Linked DNA regions of Homo sapiens: region 2 is linked to region 1. The links are chromatin loops, found by intact Hi-C in ENCODE. Cell type or tissue: chondrocyte. All regions are shown on one strand.

Region 1 (2,500 bases):
CTTGCCCCTCCCCTTTGCTGTGCCGGGCTTCAGTGCTTTTCTCTGATCTTCTCCCCGTTCCCTTGTCTCTCCCGTGTTTGAGGATTGGTTTTCGTTAGTTAAAAGAAAGCCCCTAGTCCGACTGGTGAGGGAGAGGGGCTGTCGCCAGCGGTGGTGACTTCAGACCCACACCGTTACCCAGCGGGCTGGGGCTGGGGCTGGGGCGGGCGGATGTGTCCCCTTGGCGCAGGCAGAGCTCCCCTCCCTCCCTCCCTCCCTTCTCCTGCGCCTGCTCAGCTCTCCCTCATCTCGAGTGCCCATTCTGGAGAAATGACCATTTCTAGATTACAGATTCGTTCTCTGTCTCTCGAAAAAGGGAGGGAAGGGAAGCGCTCTTAGGACGCAGAGTTTAACATCCGCCGACCCGGGTAATGCCGGAGCCTTGGGGACCCCTAGGACGGGCCGGCGGCAGGGCCGCCTCTCCCTTTCCACGTTTACTTCTGCAGCATTTCTTTCCAAGTCGCCCCTTCTCCTAATCTGGTGCCTTCTGGTTTACAAGCTGAATTCCAGTTACCCCTCAGCGGCCTGCGTAGTCGTGTGTCTCCCCGCTTCTGCGGATCCAGGGGGTTACCCCACCCGCTCTTCTGCCTCCCTGCAAAACCCAAAGCCCGTTAGTTGGGAAGGGGAGGAACCTCTCTCTTCAGGTATGGCTGATGCACCACGGCCTTCGTGGGGGCCGTTTGTTGTTGCCTCTGCCTAGTAGCCTTGCTTAGTCTCTAGGGCAGAAAGCCTGCTGCTGTCCACGACAGCTTTGTGGCATCCTTTTTCTTGGTGGCTACTTGGCCCGTTTTGTGCCCCTAGCACAAGGGTCAGTTCCCAAGTTGCCTACTGACTGCCCGTTGGCCCACAGGACCCTGGCCTTGCCCAGAAGGCAGGGTCAGGGTGAGTTCGGTCCCAGGCAAGAGCTGGAAGAGTCTGGGTGAGGGAAAAGCCCCCTGCAGGCGGCTGGGGGAGGGCCTTGGGATGCCCTAGTCCTGAGTGGCAGGCACGGCTCCCAGCACTAACCCCTTGCTCCGCGGCCGTTCTCTCCTGGGGGCTCTAGCGATCCCCTGGCCTCGGTGGTGGCCCTGCAGACAAACCCTCGCTGAGTGGGCTTTGTGTCCTGAGCGGTGAGAGGCTGCTGTTCTTTGGCTGAGCTCCAGTGCCTCGATGCTCTGGGGGTGGGAAGCTGGAGCTGCCTGGAGGGAGAAAGTTGGTTTAGGGAGTTGGGAAGGCTGGAGCTGGGCTCTTGGGTGCCGCTTCCTTCCCCACCCCCCAAGGCAGAAAGTGCTGGTTTCTCCACATCTCGGAGATTATCGCCACCTACCACGTTGACTTTGAAAGGCTGGTGGGTTGTCTGTGACCGTTTTTCGTTCCAGGTCTCTCAGCACCTGTTGCCTCCAGGGAGCAGGGCCTTTCTCAGCAGCCCCCGGGCGGGGGCGCTTGGTGGTTGGTGGTGCCCCGCGCCAGCCCAGGCAGCTGCAGTAGCAGGAATTAGCTCAGTAAGCTAAGGCTTCTCCAGTGGTGGGGCTGTTTATAGAGGCACCGTCACCATGAGCAGCACCTTCTCCACTCTGTGGACCGACTTTCTTCTCATAAGGCCTGGAGCAGGCTCCCTGGCAGGGAAATGCAATTTTAGAAAGTAGGGCAGGGGCCTAATTACAGTCGGCTCCAGAGTCCACCACCACTGCTGCCTTGGCTTCCTGGGGCCTCTGCATATTCATTAGTTTATTAAAATGAATTGACCACTTTGGCATGAATTCATTACCAGTCTGCAAAGACAGGTTGTGCATTAGAGGGGTAGCCTGCCTTCCAAAGGGCTGCTTAAAATGAAGCTCTGGGATCCTCCAGGGTAGCAGTTTGGAAACTGTCATCGGCAATTCCTCAGACGAGAGAGCAGCTGGCAGACCTGAAGCCCTCTTCCTCACCGGGGTTTCTGCCCCCTCCCGCCAGCCCGGCCTCGTCACCTTTGTCTTGTCTTCTTTTGTTGTGTTTGGGATGAGATCAGGGCATATTCTCACGCCTGTGCCCCTTGCAGTTCTGCGGGATCAGTCCTCAAAAAGCCTTGTACCTTTGGAGAGAGCTGATCTGGAAGGGGTTCCCGTTGCTAGGATAAGAAAGCTTCAGGGGGTGTGTGCTTTGAGAGCTCTTAGGGTAGCTACTGTGCTTGTCCTTAGGGAATTTTAGTTCCATGTGGCAAGCCAAAGGATTCAGAGTGCTGCCAGGTGTGGGGGGTGGGGGAGCGAGAGCTTTGGCTACGGTGGCTCTGTAATGTCCATAGGTTCTTGGAGCTGGAGGGAGCCTTGGAAAATACCTAGTGGAACTACTTCCTTGTTTCTGCAGATGAGGAAATTGGGGTCCAAGAGGGGAAGTGACAGGTCCAGGGTCGCCCTCCCAGCTGGTGGCGGAGTTGGGCGGGAGTGCAAACCTTCATAGAGGCCGTTCTGCCACCTGTCTTTGGGGCCCATCACCTTTGAAATGC
Region 2 (2,500 bases), 46 kb after region 1:
CCAACATGATGAAACCCTGTCTCTACTAAAAATACAAAAATTAGCTGGGTGTGGTGGTGCGCCCCTGTAGTCCCAGCTACTCGGGAGGCTGAGGCGGGAGAATCGCTTGAACCCGGGAGGCGGAGGTTGCAGTGAGCCGAGATCGCACCACTGTACTCCAGCCTGGGCAACATCCTCCGTCTCAAAACAAAAAATCAAAACAAAACGTTAAACTGATTCAGTGAGGACTCTCCTGATTTCAAATGGCATTAGCGCCCACCCCACCTGGCCTTGGAGCTGACGAGTTAACCACAGGAGGCCAGCCTCGGATAGGATGAAGACACTCTCCATCTGTCTCACTTGGCATCGTGGGCTCTGCCCTGCTCTGTCGGGAGGTCCCGTGCCCCAGGCTTCCACTTACCCAGCTTGATCTGCCGGTGGGAAGAGCTCTCCTGTTCAGTAATTCAATTGGAAGGGTCAGGCTCCTGGGTCCCTCACCTGGCTAGTCTGGTGGGGGCAGGGAGTGGAGGGACAGAGGGATGGGTGACGCATGCAGCCAGGGCTGGGGCACCTGGAGTCAAGGGGGCTGAGACTAGGAAGGGGACATTCTCCAATAGGAGATCAGGGGAGGAGGTAGGGATGCTGGGCAGGCGGAACCCACAGGGTCCCCATGCAACAGCCCCTGGGAAGTCACTGGCGGGACAGAAATCCAATGGGATTGAGCTCTTCTCAGCGGAGTCCTCCCTCGCTGCTGCTGGTCTGAATCCTGCCGTCTTTTGCCTGGACTAGCACAGTAGCTGCCACCTGGGCTCCACCTGGCAGTGTGAGGGGGCCCTGAAAACGAAGCTGGACCACATCACCCCACTACTGTGGCTCCTCTCTCACTCGGAGTCCAGCTGGGAGCTCTGCCCAGACCCCGGGCTCTGTGCCATCTGTCCCTACCGGTCTCTCGGACTCCCCCTACTGCCCACGTACAGCCAGCTCCAGCCTTCTGCTCCAACGATGCGGCTTGTTCTTGACCACCCTCCTTTAAAAAGAGGTCCTCCCTGTCCCCACCCACCCCTGGCTCTGATCTTGCTTTGTGGGTTCATCTTCTCCGCACCCATCACTCCTGGGCATTCTGATATGTGTTCGTGCCCCATTCCAATCCCAGCTCCAAGAGGGCAGACACTTGGTCAAACCTCTTTGCCTTTGTATTTAAAACGTGCCTGCCACAGAATGGGTGCATAATCAACATTCTGCTGAATGAAGACATCAATTCATGTCCCTCCCTGGGGATGTGGATGGAGATGAGTAGGTGGGCAGCCTGCTGGCCAGAAGCTGAGCTAGCATCTTATTTACTCGGGACGGGCACTCAGGAGATGGCAAAAGTGTCTTCCGCAGGTTGCTTAAACTTGCTGGACAGGCACTTCTTTGCTTCAGGCCTGTGTGGGGGAAGCAGCGTTGCCAAATCAAGCCAGTGATAGGGTGTCAAAAGGCCGGCAGTATGGGGCCCTGGGTGTGACTCTCTCTGCAGGGTGGGGGAATGCACAGGTGGGGCGGGGGGTGATTGGGAGTGGGAAGTGGGGTCAGAAGACGGGGGCTAGCTCCCTGCCCCATTCTTTCACTTACAAGGCCGGATCAGCTCTCCCTGGCTCCCAGCCCTCACTGTGGACTGTCCTTTCCCCTGGGGCCTGAGGGCAGGCTTCCCCAGCCACTGAGACTGCGAGATCGCTGCAGGCTTGCCCTGAGCAGCACTGTGATCTGTGTGTTGTGTATCCGTGTGTTTGCAAGGGAGGCTGCCACCTCCCGGAGCCTGGGTACCGGCGGGAAAGGAAGTCGCAGGGGAAACCATTCAGAGGCTTTCCAGGAACGAGGGAGAGACAGGAAGCCAAACTGAAAGGTGCCTGGCTGGCGCTGGGGCGGCTCTCCCCTCTCTCTGGGACACCCTTCCCCTTCCCCCTCAACCGGGTGGCTCTGGCCATCTGTTGGCCTCAGCGCAGAGGTCGGCTGGACAGCTGAGGCCAGATCTGCCTGCAGGGGCCTAGCTTCTTTCCTCCCCTCTTAGCTCTTGCCCTCAGCCTAGGCTGGGTCCGAAGGAGCCCTCAGAGCCGACGGGACTGGGGTCTGTGTGCCTCTGCCTCTCCCATCCCACGCTGGCCTGGCTGACCCAGGCAGGGCGTGCTGACCAGGCCTGAGCCATGGTTCCCCCCACAGAGATGCGCTGGCAGCTGAGCGAGCAGCTGCGCTGCCTGGAGCTGCAGGGCGAGCTGCGGCGGGAGTTGCTGCAGGAGCTGGCAGAGTTCATGCGGCGCCGCGCTGAGGTGGAGCTGGAATACTCCCGGGGCCTGGAAAAGCTGGCCGAGCGCTTCTCCAGCCGTGGAGGCCGCCTGGGGAGCAGCCGGGAGCACCAAAGCTTCCGGTAGGTGATGTGCTGGCAGGGGGGCCACGGCAGGGCCCAAGCTCCGCTCCCAGGTCTCAGTGCCCCTCTACCCCCAGGAAGGAGCCGTCCCTCCTGTCGCCCTTGCACTGCTGGGCGGTG

The links. Hi-C counts contacts between places; a loop is a spot of excess contacts. Peaks named below come from ENCODE experiments on the same cell type or tissue, not always from the same donor. Only the 100,000 strongest peaks of a DNase experiment are listed, where the experiment ranks them.
Region 2: it touches region 1 in a loop (2.9-fold over the local background); 26 of 110 quality-filtered maps call a loop at or near these places.

The regions. Positions count from the first base shown.
Region 1 is chrX:153,967,916-153,970,415 of GRCh38, reverse strand. The region is part of intron 1 of HCFC1 (host cell factor C1); the gene reads left to right. HCFC1-AS1 (HCFC1 antisense RNA 1) reads right to left here and starts at 1,651. Exons shown (of 3, transcript NR_046608.3): 1 at 1,346-1,651; 2 at 1,045-1,217; 3 at 325-631. RefSeq lists an enhancer at 1-227 and a silencer at 1,014-1,192. In chondrocyte, a CTCF peak has its summit at 1,378 (motif pointing right); no DNase peak of the experiment used is centred here.
Region 2 is chrX:153,921,485-153,923,984 of GRCh38, reverse strand. ARHGAP4 (Rho GTPase activating protein 4) reads left to right here. Exons shown (of 22, transcript NM_001666.5): 2 at 2,176-2,380; 3 at 2,458-2,500. Among named protein-coding and RNA genes, the nearest start is that of ARHGAP4, 3.5 kb to the left of the region's middle. RefSeq lists an enhancer at 61-561. In chondrocyte, a CTCF peak has its summit at 966 (motif pointing left); DNase peaks (open chromatin) are centred at 868 and 2,344.